2 separate regions of the Mus musculus genome follow, and region 1 is linked to region 2. Evidence: chromatin loops called from intact Hi-C (ENCODE). Cell type or tissue: left cerebral cortex. All regions are shown on one strand.

Region 1 (8,000 bases), 82 kb before region 2:
AGAAGGAAAACCGCAAACTAAAAAACTATGCACACACAAAGACCTGAGCCCTTCAATACAGAAAAGGCCCTTAAAAAACTGCTGTTAAGAACACACATTCCACCAGAGGCAGGGACAGAGGGCATAAGCAGAGCATCGCCACCAAAAGAAGTATGAATAACGACATGAAAGCAAGATCAATATCATTCAAGATTAAAGAGACACAAATGAAGATATGTCATTTAATAAAGAGTACTTGACACAGATATACTCACACTACAAAAACAGAATTATTCCAGAGACCATCAACAGTGGATCGTGAAGTGGGCATGGTACAGACATACTGCAAAGCCCCCAGACCCATCACTGCGCCAATGCTGACTTGCTCCGTACCCTCCATTTGTAGCGCTTGCTTTAGTGGGGGCAAAGAGACATGGTTCAGCCTTCACAGAAGATCCCACATACAGGAAAAGGTGCATCTTCAGATATCCCCGAATAAATGTGCAGAGATACTGCTGAAAGGAAAACTCGCCAAGGCAGCTCCGGGTGACTGTTACTTCTAAACTGCAGTGTGGTTTTGTAATATGCAATATACTTATATTTCTACAATTAAAGAAATATAAATTTCTTCACTTTCAAATGAAGGGTGAGAATAGGCCAGCAAGATGGCTCAGTGGGTAAAGGCACTTGCCACCAAGTTTTAACAACTGGAGTTCAGTCCCAGGCTCCCACAGCATGGAAGAAGAGAATGGACTCCCACAAGTGGTTCACGCACACGTACATGCACATGCACGCGCGCACACACACACATGCACACACACACACACACACACATGCACACATACACACACAAACACACACAAAGAGAGGCAGACAGACAGACAGAGGCAGAGAGAGACACAGACACAGAGACACACGGAGAGAAATGTAATAAAATATTTAAAAGTCTCATCTTAATGTTTCAACAAAAACAAAAGACACTGAAGGACTGTAAGGCAAATGGCCAGAGAGAACCAGTCCCTTTTGTACCCTCCCCTAAGAGGATGTGGTGATAAGAGCAGCCATCAAGCGCACATTCGGGTTTGCACAGGACTAGGTGCAATTTGAAGAACAGGTTCCATCTGGTTCCCACCATTGTGGGCACTGGCTATGCTGACACTCGGGCAAGTCACTGAACCGTGAGCCTCAGTTTCCTTCGTAGAACTAAGGCTTGTAAGCACCGGTGTTTGGGTAAAACACACCTACGATGGCTAGTTTACGTCAACCTGACACATCTGGAGTCATCTGAGAGGAGGAAACCTCAGCTGAGAAGATGGCCCCACAAGACTGGGCTGCGGGCAAGCCTGTAGAGCATTTTCTTCATCAGTGATTGGTGGGGGAGGACTCGGTTCTGGCTGGCTGGAGCCTCCCCTGGGCTGCTGGTCCTGGGTTCTATAAGAAGCAGGCTGAGCTCCTCCATGAGGAGGAAGCCAGTAAGCAGCACCCCACCGTGGCCTCTGCATCAGCTCCTGCTCCAGGTTCCTGCCCTGCTTGGGTTCGCGTCCTGACTTCCCTCAGTGATGAAGCCAGATAAACCCTCTCCTCCCCCATGTTGTAGCTGACCACAGTGCGTCATCCTATCAGTAGTAACCCTAAGACAACCTTGTGCCCTCAGCTAGGCGTTTGACACATGGGAAGAACTTCATCTAAAACACGTTCCTGGTAGCACCCTGCTGTGTCAATGGGCTCAGTCTGGCCTCCCTTCCCTGCCCTCCCTTCCCTGCTGGGTCAACTGAGACCTTCCTCCAGCCCCACCCTCACTTGCTCACCCCACCCACATCAGTGTTAAGAGGTGGGAAAATTACTGCTGAGCCTGAGGACTCCTAGGGACCACCAGTGAGAGACATGAAGGAGAGAGAGAGAGAGAGAGAGAGAGAGAGAGAGAGAGAGAGAGAGAGAGGCACTCAGCACCCACTAGCACCTACCTTCCTTTTCTCAGACTCTTCCTTCTCATTCCCTGACTTTCCACCCGTTCCACTGTCCGGAGGCCTGACGTCTGCTTTGTCAGCCCAGCTGTCCTTCATATCCCTTCCCAGGTGAGGAAAGGCACCAGACTGGGGGAGTCCTGACTCCTACACTCCAGCATGCCCCGTTCCTCTGCCTCTCTTGGAACAGCACACATCAGCGTGCTGGAAGCTCCCTACCACTGCTGTGGCCACCCTGAGACTCTAAGCAAAGCAAGCTTCTGGCTCACAGCCGCTGCGCTAGCAAATTCAAGAGGAGCCAGCAGACACCATCTCTTGGGTCGTAAATGCAACCGGAAGCCAGAAAGAACTAAGGCTGAGGGGAAGCCGCTTTCCCTGGGCATTCCTGAGCCGAGGCCCAGGCTGGGCTGGGGCTTACCTTGGGCAGGCTGACTGGAGTCCGGGGCTTGGTCCTGGGGTTCTTGATCAAGAGCCTCTGGTCAAGAGGCAGGAGGTGGTACTTCATGGCTTCGATGAGGAAGTCCTTACAGGTGTTGTTGTTCTTGATCAAAGCTTCCTCCTCAACTGTCTGGGGGTAACAGCACACGGGTGAGCCTCCAGCAGAGTGGGGCCACAGTTCCCTGAGCTCTCCCCAGGCCGGGACATTCCCAACTCTCACTCATCCCTTCTACCCCACACCACCTCAGACTCTGAGAAAGGCCCACAGAGTTCCAAACTACCACATAGAGTCCCGCCTCTCAGCCCTGTTCCACCACATTGAACCCCTGATCCTCACTCTCCTCATCTATAAAATGGGCACATCATCACATGAACAAACTCAGTAGTTTGTGAGGTGCTAGCCCTGAGGAACACACTGATGGACACAAGGCCCCTAATCTGAGCCGCTCCAGTCCAGCTGCAGAATGAGACTGGATTCACTAAGCCTTCAAGCCAGCCATGTACAGAGAAGGCCTGGCCAAGTGTTTCCTGGGCCAAACAGTTAGTTGTGAGGAATGAACATATGGCTGGGCCATCGTCTTCTGGCAGCTTGGAGCTGGCAGGAAAGACGGATTGATGAAGGGAGACCTTTGCCTCTGGAGCCTTCTTTTTCCCAGACATAGAATTCCGAGTTTCTATCGCCCTCCCGTTGGATGGAATCACAAATGTCTAAGGAGGGTATCCAGGCTCGGGCAGCCGGTCCCAAAGAGCCCCTTCGGTGTGAAGGAGAAGCCCCCAGGGAGTTAGCATTCATGGGTACAGCTGTAGCTGTAGCAGGGTGATAAGCAAGCTTTAGAAATACAGGTTGTGCTGGTGCGAACAGGGGAAACAGTGCCCCTGAGCTGTCACCTTAAGAATGATCATGATGGGGGCTGGAGAGGTGGTTCAGTGGTTAGAGCACCAGCTACCCTCTCAGGGGAGCCTGGGACCCATTCCCAGCACCCACAAGGAGGCTCACAACGGGTATCACATGACAGTACGGTATATAGTATATATTGGGACGCCATTTGTCAATGCCCTTTAGGAGCTGGGTAACTTAGCAACTCTGAAGCCCGAAGGCCACCAGTGTGGAGGGAGGAGCTGCCCAGAGTTGCCCCACCGGCTCCTGCACCACCTTCAGGTTAAACTCCTTTAAGTTCAAGGTCAAATAAGCGTTAACGAAGCATCCTTTCCTAGAGGAGTTTACCTCACAAAGCCTGCTAAAAGTCCGTTTTAAAGGAGGGTCCATAGAACCTTTCTCTGGCCTCTCACCCTCTTTCCATAAGCAAACCTGAATTTCCGATGGTAACCAGAATAAGCCCGTGTCTTTGACAAGTTTTTGTCCTGAGGGTCTCGGAAGCTGCCTTAGCTTTCTGTGGAACCCAGTCCCTTGGGCACCCACCCTCACTGTGAAACAGTTGCTGCTGGAGGCCATTTCCATGGGACAGAGTGGGGTTGACCATAACCTTGGTAACTCAGGCAGGTCAGGGGAAGCGACGCATGTGGCCACCAGGTGGCAGCACTGAGGGAACTTCCAGCACATGCCTAAGCACCTGTGAAGGGGTCTCACAAGGAGACACACAGAGCTTGTCACTGAGCCTGTGAACAATAGGAACGTGGCACACAGGACTTCACAAGTACTCATGGAATAAACATCACCTGGCGTCTCAGATAGTAAAACAGCAGCCAGTACCCCCTGGACACCGTAACAGGTCTTTCTTTGTGGATTGTCCCTTCTTGTTCCCACGCAGCCCTATCAGGGCTGGTGTTATTTCAACCAGAGAGATTGAGGTTCTAGGGTCAGGTGCGACAGGGAGTGACGAGGGCCGAGGCCTGGGTGGCGCTGCTCAACCTCCTCTCTCACCCTGGCGTCTGAACACTCCTCGCTCCTTGGGAATGGCTGAGGGCTGACCAACTTGCCTCGGCATTTCGTTAAAGTCACTCATCTGAAGGATCTCAAGGACGTCTGGCACCATCTACTGCACAAAATGAACCAGCCCATGCATAAACAAGACAGACATCATCAGAGGTGGCCGCTCGAGGGAGTGTGTGCTTCAGGGCCATGTGAGGGTGGACCGCAACTTGGACTCCCTCACGCTGTTTGGGGCTACAGACCAACCCCAGTCTCCAAGCTTCAAAGCCCCCAAATTGAAAAGAAGAAGATGGGTGGATATCGATAGGCCCATAATCATTGCCTCCAGGGGCTGTTTAGGGATGAAATGAGAAGACACAAGTGCACCCAGAATTCTTAATCTTTCTTTCTTCTTTCTGAGGGAGTAGAACACACACTGGATGCATCTAGGAAGAGCCCGTTTTCACACTCCTGACCTGGATTGCCTAAGATCACAGCGGAGGGGGCACAAGGAGATCACAGCATAGAGGGAACACGGGGATTTTATGGAAATGCCTCTTCTTTCTCCGTCCTTCCCAGGGAAGACCAACTCATACTGAGCATCCCTTCTATCAGGCTCTGTGCTGACCACCCGCCCGGATTCTTAAGAGTTCCCGAATCCTTGCAACAGCTCGTAGATCCGCTGCAGCATCCAAGACATCAGGAGCACCAGGAGACAGTGAGGTAGCTCAAGGCTGTTGGGTGGAGTGAAAGCTCACATCCCCTGCTCCCATCTGTGCTTTCACATTCCTTGTCTGTACTTCACTCACGATCCAGGGAGTCCATGCCCTCCATCCCCACAGAGACTCATGATGCCTCAGCCACACCACACAGCCAGAGCTCCCTTCGTGCTCCTCTGGCTGGGTGAGCTCGCAAACACTCACCTGGACCAGGTAATCTCTCGGTAACAGAGGGAGCCGGACGTGCTCCATCAGCTTTGCCATGTGGTCTAGGCGAGTCTCCTTCTCGTAATTGATCCATGAAATCACAGCTTCGAACACCTGGGAAGGAAAAACAGAACGCTTGCAAAGAACGGCCTCAGCTCCTAAACCAGGAGGAAGAGTTGCCTGCCAGCCGTGACGGCGTTTAATCTGAGGCTTGATGTTCAGGATGAAACAAAGGTAGGAAGGCCTTGGACACGAGCTGGCCTATCAGAGGACACACACGTAGAATGATAAGCCTGCTGGCCGGGACGTGCAGACATTGTGGTTCAAACTAAGTAAGTTCTGACAGTCATTTAAGGATAGAAACACAGAGTGGTCACTGTAAACTAGGTATGAAAAAGAGTGCTCAAGGGGCTGGAGAGGTGGCTCAGTGGTTAAGAGCACTGACTGCTCTTCTGGAGGTCCTGAGTTCAAATCACAGCAATCACATGGTGGCTCACAACCATCTGTAATGAGATCTGATGCCCTCTTCTGGAGTGTCTGGAGACAGCTACAGTGTACTTACATATAATAAATAAATAAATCTTTGGACTGGAGAGAGAGGGGCCAGAGCAAGAAGAAAAAAAGAAGAAGAAAGAAAAATTAAAGAGTGTTCAAAAGGACCAGAAGCCCTGGGGCATGGTTCCCTCCCCTCTCGTATGTCCCAGGGCATGTAGGATGGTGACAGGGTTGCCCTCTGTCTAAGGCTGGCTCTGATGACAGAAAGTGACACTGAACACCAAAGGACAAGGAAAGATCCTATGCCTACACAAATCACAAATTGAAAGCTGGGGAACCTGAACCCAAAAGGAGAGGCTGTGGCTTGCTTTCCACAGGTTTAAGTCTAAATTCAAATTACACCTGACCATACATGCAGACAGGCAAAGTCCAGAACTGGCGAGGCAGAACCAACCAGAGGTCTTACTGGAAATGGATAAATATACCTTGGGGGAGAAATGAAAATATGAAAAGTTAAAAAAAAAAATCCCTTCTCAGGGAGAAAGCTTGCTAAAAGGCTCACGTAAGTGGGCAGGGACATATGCCCAAGGTGTCCGCTATAGTGCTATCATGGTAGGATTCTTAAAAAGAACAAGGATGAAAAATTGCTCTTTGCTGTTAAAGAGAATAAAACATGGGCTGCAGAGATGGCTCGGCAGTTAAGAGCATTTGTTCTTACAAAGCACCCACAGGGCTCACAACCATCTGTAACTCTAGTTCCAGGGGATCTGATGCCCTCTTTAAGATCAAATTGTACACTTAGCATGTAACACTTCACTGTTTGTGCAAACTCAATGTCCAACAGTCTTGTTTTTCAAACTACAGTAATAGGTCCTAACACAGTGAATAAAATCAGATCCCGGAGCCCACGGACGCTTCAGGAAGTACAGGAAGGGCTCCTTCTGCAAAGGAAACTGCTGGCTAATGAGTGTAAGAGAATGCCAGAATTGTAGTAACTGACTCAGCGAGAGTCACCAACAGACACTAACGTCATAGGTCATAGAGGAATAAGAGTTCTATTCTCAGAGTCATGCCACGGGTGACATCCCTTACAGAGCAGGTGGCACACTCTGACAGATACAACCTTAGACAAGGGATCAAGGTTACTAAACTTACTACCTGTAACAGGACAGATTTATTTATTTATTTGCTTGGTTGGCTGGTTGGTTAATTGGTTGGTTTTGCTTTGGTTTTGCTTTTTGAGAAAGGGTCTCTCTGTGTAGACCTGGCTGTCCTGCATAGACCAAGCTAGCCCTGAACTACAGAGAGCCTTCCACGTCTGCCTCCAGAGTACTGGGATTCAAAGCGTGCACTTCCACACCTAGCCACTAAACTTGTTTGGGTTTTTTTGTTAGTTTGTTTTTATTTTTAAGATTTATTTTTACTGTGTGTCACTTACAGAAGTGCAGGTAACACAGAGGCCAGAAGAGGGCACTGTCTTCCTTGGAACTGGAGGTACAGTTGGTTGTGAGTCACTAGGTGAGTGGGACTCGAACCCATGTCTTCTCCAAGAGTAGTCAGTGCTCTTAACCACTGACACATCTCTCTAGCCAAGAATTTAATTTTTAAAAAAATCAGAATGGAACAGAATTAAAGAAAATGAGCAATACACAGTATATGCTCAGTTTTTCTCATTTTTGAATGTAATGAGCTGTGTATTAATCAACCATACGCACACAAATACTGAAATCCTCCTGCATGTCTTACAAATCCTAAATTCAATAGAGTTCTGTGTGTAATATTCACTCAAACACTTTTATCGGTGAATGGGTGGATGAGCGGGGCCCAGAGGAAGCCTGCAAGGAAGCCATGGCTCCCGGCCAGGCTGGAGTGGAGAGCGGGGCTGGGAGGAGAAGGGGTGGAGCCTGGGTGAGCAGCAGAGAGTCAGAGCTACTGGAGAAGTAGGGCTTGTCTGGGGGAGGTGACAAGCTTCACATGCCATTCACTCCTCCTCTTACTCCCTTGTCCCCGACTGTGAACTTCTACAGGAATGAGAAGATCACCATCTGTCTCCTGCCCACATCCCATATAGTATGATCCCAAGTGGCGGGTGACAAGTGGCGGGTGACAGACATTGAAGAGGAATGAAGCCTTGGGCAGGTAGAGATTAGTCATGGACCACATTCTCCCCTGGAAGCAGCACACCCTTCGCTTTAAAGGTGAAAACGGTGAAGCCTGGGCTGGAGCTGTCCATAAGGAGCTGCCCACAGTGGCAGCACCTCCTCTCCAGCCTCCCTGAGCATCCCCACAGACACAGTGCCTCAGCAAAAGCCGGCCTCAGCCAGGAAG
Region 2 (8,000 bases):
GAATAACATCAGCTGCTGGCCAGGCCAGAAAAAGAAATTCTAGGTACCGCGTACACACTGCCTCATTTCACCTTCACACCAACCCCACAAGGAATAACTTTACTGTTCCCTTTACATATAAAAAAAAAAAAAAAAAGAAAGAAAGAAATAGTTCAGTAAAGATGCGATTCACACAAGGTCATCTGGCTTATAAAGCACTTTACTACATCTGTCCCTCCAAAATCCATGCTTTCGATTAATATTTCAAGGTAAAAAGTACTTTTGTACCCTCATAGCAAAGAAAGAAAATAATTCATAGAAACCCTCTTGGCTAAAATGCCTTAATGCTTAAAAATAGCCCCAATTATGTTTCGCGAAGTTAAATGTGGAACAAGCAGAAGATGCAGAGACTCCTCTGGTCCCTGGAGTTGGACTCGTGACCTGGACCAATCACTTGGCTCTCAGCCTTAGTTTCCAGGAAACCTACAAACCAAAGCTACGTCCATCTCTTCCTTCATCTTGAAGCATTTCTAGTGAGGTTCAGATAACCAACTTGGTAGCCAAGGATGTCCGGGGAGCCAAGGATGTCAACGGTTTCTGTCTCTTCTCTCACCTCTTTAGTTAGAATTGCTCACAGAAGTCACCAGTTAAGGTTGAGATGCAAAGACTAAGAGAGATCGGGGTGTCTGTGTCATAACCTCTCCTCCTATTGCTCAGACATCTTTGTGGTGGGGGGTGAGAGGGAGAAGGGTGCAAGAGCAGAGATGGTGGAGGGCTTCAAGGAAACTGTGTTTTCCCAGAGAAGAGGGCAGATGCACACATGAACTCACAGCAGTTATGACGGCACACACGAGATCTGTGCAAGCCCAAACCAGACAAAATCCTATCCGGGGACTGGGGTGGGGGGAACAACAAAGTCTACCCGTAGCTGGGGAGACACTAGCATCTGATAGCTGCTAGAGAGAAGGAGTCCATTTTAATAGTGTAATAGCGGGTATATGGACCGCTCGCCGGGGCAGGCCTCACACCGATAGTAACTGGGTAACACAAACTGGACTCAGGTGGTTAAGGGAAGCAAAGAGAGAGAGAGAGAGAGAGAGAGAGAGAGAGAGGAGAGGAGAGAGAGAAAAAGAAGCTGGATGGGTTAAGTAGGTGGGAATGGGTCTGGAAGGAGCTGGGGAAGGGAAAATGAATATAATCAAAATACACTCTAAGAAATTCTCAAAGGATTAATAAAACTCGCTTATGTTATTAGTTAACTAGAAAGTTACTCCCCAACACCCGCTGTTTGCGGAGCCATGCAGTAGCCAGTGAGGAATACCAAAAACGTAGAAGCCACCATCCTCAGATGAGGACGTATCTCCAAGTCCGAGGACCTGTAAGTCATACAAAACAGAAACACAAAAAGAATTGCTGGGCCTACCATTCAGGTCTAAAATATGAGCAAGAGGTTTAGCCAGGTGAGGTGGCACAGGCCTTTGATCCCCACACTCTGGAGGCAGAGGTAGGCAGATCTCTAGGAGTTCCATAATGGGTCTCAGGACAGCCAGGGCTACAGAGAGACCCCCCATCTCAGCGTCCCCACCCGATCCTCCAAAAAAAGAAGTTTTTATGTAAGAACATCAATGAGGACTGAAAGGACCACGTTTTTCCCGAAACAAAATGGGAATTAAAAAAAAAAATCTGAGAATGGAGGATTTGTGGTGAGAGAGAAGGCGTGTGGGCAGCGTAACTCTTGGTGGGTAGAGCGGGATGCGTCAGAAAGAGAGCCAGGAGGGAGACGGGAGACAAATTGAAGGTGACTTGTTTGGTTGGTTTGTAAGCTGTCCCTAGAACAGGCTAATCTGAGCAGCCTGCTGAATGTTGGAAATTCTCAACTCCTCTAGACAAGAAGCAAATGGGTACTCAGAAGCCGCAGACATCAGCTCCCCTCACAAACCAGTGAAGAAGAGCTCTTCAGTATAGGGACGCTGAGCTGTAGGCAAGACTACTGTCCCCGCAAGCTCAGATGGTGGCAGCCTAGTGCCAGCCACTCATGCAGGCGGACATGGTCCAAAGCCTTACACTTCTTTCCTTGCTCCTTCCCTCTGCCAGCCACCAGGCCATTGAGAAAGAGCAAGGACACTGTCCACCTCTGCCCCAAGGCCTCTAGATGCCCCCGTTGTTCAGGAGAATCCTGTTTTGAAGAGAGCCCAGAAAGAAACTGCAAGGAACGTGGTCTAAAAGGTCCTAGGACCATGGTTCTCAACCTGGGGATCACGACGACCCCTGGGGGGTGTCAAACAACCTTTTCACAGAGGTCGCTTAAGACCATCCCAAAACAGAGATTCCTAACAGTAGCAAAATTATAGTTATGAAGTAACGAAAATAATTCCATGGTTTGGGCGTGAGGGTGGGGGTACCATCACAACATGAGGACGGGTATTAAATGGTCTCAGCGTTAGGAAGGTTGAGAGTCACTGTCCTAGACTCTTCTTGTGAGTGGGACTACAGAACGCACTGGCTTCTTAAGCTTTTCTCAGACAGAGGAGTGAAATGGATCACACCTGTTCTCTCTCACAGGGGCCCGACTCAGGACAAGCTGTGCACACTTTAAAGTAGTCTGCAACCTCACGGGTTTAGAGGAGCCCGTTCCCGTGAAACCAGCAACTCACAACTTAGAGGGGAAGCCTTCTTGCCTCTCCCTGTGATCCTCTCTCCTCAAGGAAAATGGTAAAGCCCGTCCCTCGGTGCCAACCCACGGATGAGGAGGTGGTGGCACGAAGACTTCTGCTCCATAGTCTGCCAAACTTGGCCCTGCACAGAACACCTTCACAATAGGAAGACCAGCTCCTCGGATAAATGAAAACTGTCTGTGCTCCTGCCTGCCGGGAGACAAACCCTGGCCAGCCTGTTCCTGCTCAACCCGAGTACTGAAATGCCTCCAGTTGGTTCCTATTTCATTAAAAGTCCATGAAGGGAGAAACAAGAGCTCCTGGAAGACACAGACCGTGCAGCATCTCTCAAACTTTTTGATACAGGCGAGACGGGTTGTGAGCAAATGTCACCTAACTGGGTTTCTCCCTTACCTACGCCAGTGCAGAAGCCAGTGTCCACCAACATACACACAACAGACCCGGGTTAGGTAGGAAAGCCAGCCACTTGGCATGGTTCTCGAAAATTCAACCACCTCAGTATGAACGAGGCTAGTGCCCTCTCCCAGGTCAGCTCTGCAGTGCCATCAAATCCCCCCACCAAAGACAGACACTGTGAGGACCAGGAACGCCTCCCTGAAAAGGGCAATCCCGGTTCAAGACGGGACTATTCCCAACACAGGCCAGGAAGTTCCGTCTTTCCGTGTGCTCCACTGCCCAGCAAACCCAGATTTCCCTTGGCAAGAGCCGGGTCTCTGGAGCTTTGAGCTCTGGAAGAGGAAGGTTTCCAAAGAGACTTTTCTGCCCTCGCTCTGCTTTGGGGTTCTGCAGTTGCCAGGATCTGCAAACCTGCCTAGCTGGTGCAAACAAATGGTGGTTACACCTTACGCTCGCTCGCTCGCTCGTGTTTTCTTACACATGCATACTGCACTCACCACACTTACACATACGTACCTTTCGCCCTCCATTGTGGGAGGCCCGGCAGGGTTAGTAGTCATCAAACTGTGCATGCACCCGGGAACTGGCGCTGCTCGCTGGGTTCTCCCAGCAGACCCGTGAGGGACCCTGATCAGCAACCGTGATTCAGCATGGCTGCAACTGAGACCTCCTCCCTCCCAATCCTCCTTCCTCTTGACTTACTCGCGGCAGGCTTCTACCGCAAAAGCGACGGTGCTAGAAAATGTCTTACCCAGAGCTCCCTGCAGCCCTTTCAGCTGCTAAAAGCAGCAACCCACTCGCTTCCCCTCCCCCGCAGGCTGGCTTCTCCTCTGTCTCCTAGAAACAGCCACAGCTTCGGCGGCGGCGGCGGCGACCCAAGGGCTGTGCCACCTTTCCAGCTGTTTCCACATCTGCTCAGGCATCCCCAGCCCTAGCGACTAGCCCACCCCACAGTCTCCTGCCTCCTAGGCTGCACTACAGCGGATCAGAGGGATCCTCTCTAACGCTAACAGAGAAAAACTGACCCCTCCTTCTCTCCTCCTCCTCCTAAGCTGTGAGTCTGTGGGCCTGGCCAGATTGCTGGAATGAGGAGGCCCCTCTGTGGCCTGCAATGGAGTTTACCCACCTGGGAAAATTCACTTGTGAGTAACGTCAGCGCTGCCGGATTCCCCCTCCCCGAGCCCACGGTAGTTCTGAGATGCGACATTAAGACAAGTGGGTTGGAATGTGTGGGTGTCACAGAACTGAAATGAATAAGAAGAATTAGACATGGGAGCCAGGGCCAGATGCGTTATGTGCGGAGAGAGGGGGAGGTGCAACTGAAACAAACCCCCAGTATTACAAAATGCCAAAGACCATTGCAGTGATCACCACAAAAACACCACAACAGAACCGCTTTCTAAGGTCTGCCATACTGAACCTTATGCAAGCTGTGGCTCCAACTCAAAACGTCTACTACTGAGCCCCCATCTCCCAGCCAAAGCCCCTGTGCCCTGTAACCTCTAGATGTTGGTCCTACCTGGAATGGCTCCTCTAACCCTGATCCTTGAGTCTTTATGGAAGTGCAGTAAGTCACAGGTCTTCTGAAACCTTCCCCAAATCACACCAGTGACAGCGGGTAGCCTCCAACATAAACTTCAAAGGGTATTGCCCTTATTGCTCACCTCCCCCTAACTGAGTGTCCGGGGGAGTTTGTTTTTTTGGTTTTTTTGTTTGTTTGTTGTTTTTGTTTTTTTTTTTAAGATTTATTTATTTATTATATGTAAGTACACTGTAGCTGTCTTCAGACACACCAGAAGAGGGAGTCAGATCTCGTTGAGGATGGTTGTGAGCCACCATGTGGTTGCTGGGATTTGAACTCAGGACCTTCGGAAGAGCAGTCGGGTGCTCTTACCTGCTGAGCCATCTCACCAGCCCTGTTTTTTGTTTTTTAACATGCCTTGTTTCTCGAGCTTAAAGACAATCTTGTGGAAAGCCGACCGGAAGCTAAGTTTGTGTCTTCTAGAACTAACCAGGGCTTAGAGATAATTGGGTCCATTAGTGGTGAAAATTTTCTCAGAAGCTTCCCCAATCAGGAAAGGAAAAGCCAGAAACGAGTACCCATCCATCCCTGCTTTAGGACTCCTCACCAACCAATACACCCGGCCTCTCTGGAGGCTCAGAGCAGCACTGGCTGAGTGGGCTTCTGCTGGGTAGCCTATGACCTCACACTCAATCCTTCATTCCCAGGACACTCTCTAAAGTCTCTGTCAATTCTACTAATTGCGAGTTTACAAAAGTTGCAAAGGTCCCGCTTTCCTTCTTGGTATGCCCTAGCCATCTGCCTAGTGGTGCCACTTTCCTGGACTCTCGCGTCTGTGGGAACCTCAGGAGGATATAAAGTGCACGTGTTGCTTGTACAGTTCGGGCCCGCTAAGTTTCTTCAGTTGTTTCGCAGAGTTCAAGCCATCAAGCTAAAGGAGGAACACAGGTCTAGACGCAGCAGGTGTCGATAACTTGGACGTGACAGAACACTCTGACCCCGAACCAGCTGAGGTGTGAGTCTCAAGGTTTATCTCCCCAGACACACCAGTGTCCCCTTAGCTGGGACCACAACCCAGAGTCGTTCTCCATCCGAGAAGAGCACTCACACCCAGCAGCTCCGTGTCTTCGCTTGTTCACAGTCAACCCCTCCTCTCTCTCTCCCGCCTCTTCCCTCCCTCCCTCTAATCAGCTTCGTGCTTCTGTTCCAGATATTTCCTCTGGACATCAGTCATGGGGACCACAAGAGGCTGAGCATCGCAAATAAGGAAGTGGAATCCCAGAATCCGTGCCAGAGTGCAGGCAGGTCACTGGGGTAGGCAGGCGGCTGGGTGAGTCACAGGAGGGATATAAAACTGACTTCCCTTTGTGGGTGCCTTCATTCACGTCTTCGCCAGACAGGAAAGGGGGGAGGAAAAATCTCTGAGAAGGAAATCCTTAAGGACGGAATATACTCACGCTTCAAAATGAATGACTAGAGCCAACATAAAGCCTCAGGTGGTCCCCTTGCAATCTACCTTTGCCATACGTGACAAACCAGATGTCAGCCAGATGTGTCGGATCACACCCACTCGTCACACCACCCATTCTCCATGAGGCGGAAGGGAGATGGCCATCCAGGAAAACCATCCACCAGAACTAAGGGTAGCAGAGCCAATGGCCCTTCTCTATGCTACTGGAATATTTTTCTGGTCTCTGCTACATTTAACATCTCCTACCTGTTATCCAAGCATACTGTGGGCCAAAGTCTGACCTGTTCAGTATAGGCTAGTGCTCCTGACTGTACTTCTGTCCCAAGAGGGGCTGCTTGGGGTTCTAGTGGACAGACGCAAAAGGACCAAAGTGGTTCCTGCCTGGAGGAAAGTCCCCATCCTTGACCTGTTCTGAATCTATGTCAAAGCCCGCTCCCCACTCCGCAGGTTCTTCCCAATGCCTTGAGCGACCTCCACAGTTAGCCCAAGTGCACCTGGTGAGCCCAGATCTCCATCCCAAAGTGACTCATCCGGTCATCCATGCCAAATTTGTTCCGAATCCTCCAGCTCTTACTTGGCTTGAGAAGAACCAGGGTTAGAAAGAAAAACATTTTCAGTCTGGATTTGGTCAACAAAGCTCTCAGCACTGGTACTTCATCCGGAGACACTTGGGCCGACGGTGCATTCCCATAACTTTCCTTTCTCTTCTTTTCTGGCTTTTCCCTCCAAGTTTCCAATGCTTTGCATTCTTACATCTGCAGGCACCCTAACAGCACCGTGTCTCGAAGCACACTGTGTATCTGAACCATTTACTTAGCTGGTTAAAGGTGTAAGCGTCAGAGGATCTAAAGCACTCGGCAGGCAAAGGCAGGTGGATCTCTGTGGGTTCGAGGCCAGCCTGGTCTACAGAGCACATTCCAGAACAGCTGGGGCTACACAGAAAAACCCTGTCTCAGAAGAGAGAGACAGAGAAAATATTCCTTATCTTGATGGTTTGGGGTGCCAGAGAGATGGCTCTGTGGTTAGAAGCATGCATTGCTCTTGCCAAGAACCTGAATTTGGTTCCCTGGCGCCCAACTCATGTAGCCACAACCACCTGTGACTCCAGCTCCCAGTGACCTGCATTCAACCATGCACATATGCAAATACACATACACACATAACTAAAAAAATAAAACCTTTTAAAAAGGAATTATTGTGTTGTAAAAACATCTAGAAGTGGAAATTCTGCATAATTTATATATTAAAAAGAATACTGGGTAGTAGGGTTCTACCTAACACCTATGACATCAGAGCCCAGAAGGAGGAATTTCAATAAGCCCCATGGGTGACTGGAATACACAGCTAGATGAGAAAACCAAATAGACTTTAGGATCCTATCAGGGCACGGTGCAGGTGTTCTTACCAGAACCATGACGTCATTTTCCCTTCTACATGAAGAGATTAATATCAGTAGCTACCTCCAAGAGTCCTAGGCTTAAAGATGAGAGTGAAGCATGAAGCAGAGACTGACTGTTCTTCCAGAGGTCCTGAGTTCCTGAGTTTCCAGCCTAGGAAAAGCATTAGTTAACAGCCACTAGTTGTTAACTAGTCCCATAGTCGTCTTTATCTTCTTCAGGGCTATTAATATTAAACATCTGTAACCCATTGATCAACATGGAACAATATTCAGCAGGGGAGGGCATTGTGTGGAGTCACCACACATCCCCAGTGGCCTTGCTGCTGACGAGTCAGCAAGGGCCAGACAAGACCAGAGCTAAGGTACTGCCCACCCTTATCTCTACACCAAAACTTCCCACAGGTTTGCACAGCCTGGGGTTTAACATTTGCTATTACGCCTCTACTTTAGAGATGAGCCAATCAAGACGAAGCTAGAAAGGAACTTTCTTAAGACCACTCGAGAACCAAGCATGCTGAGCATGGAAACCACACCCTCAGGTGCCTGTCCCAGATACTT

Evidence for each region. Hi-C counts contacts between places; a loop is a spot of excess contacts. Peaks named below come from ENCODE experiments on the same cell type or tissue, not always from the same donor. Only the 100,000 strongest peaks of a DNase experiment are listed, where the experiment ranks them.
Region 1: a loop joins it to region 2, with 6 times the contacts of the local background. A loop is called at or near these places in 14 of 42 quality-filtered maps.

What each region holds. Positions count from the first base shown.
Region 1 is chr13:58,028,052-58,036,051 of GRCm38, forward strand. It overlaps Klhl3 (kelch-like 3), which reads right to left. Exons shown (of 15, transcript NM_001362415.2): 7 at 5,175-5,291; 8 at 2,362-2,511. Among named protein-coding and RNA genes, the nearest start is that of Mir874, 8.9 kb to the left of the region's middle. In left cerebral cortex, CTCF peaks have their summits at 3,899 (motif pointing right), 5,720 (motif pointing left) and 7,123 (motif pointing right); DNase peaks (open chromatin) are centred at 2,207, 3,901 and 7,628.
Region 2 is chr13:58,109,576-58,117,575 of GRCm38, forward strand. It overlaps Klhl3 (kelch-like 3), which reads right to left and starts at 4,072. Exons shown (of 15, transcript NM_001362415.2): 1 at 3,567-4,072. The coding sequence starts at 3,580. It overlaps Gm33389 (a long non-coding RNA gene), which reads left to right. Exons shown (of 5, transcript XR_003950588.1): 5 at 2,542-3,395. Gm52040 (a long non-coding RNA gene) reads left to right here and starts at 4,125. Exons shown (of 3, transcript XR_003950589.1): 1 at 4,125-4,192; 2 at 5,488-5,585; 3 at 5,783-7,228. In left cerebral cortex, CTCF peaks have their summits at 4,151 and 4,766; DNase peaks (open chromatin) are centred at 1,811, 1,910, 2,765, 3,859 and 1 more place; H3K4me3 peaks cover 3,400 bases; H3K27ac peaks cover 3,091 bases.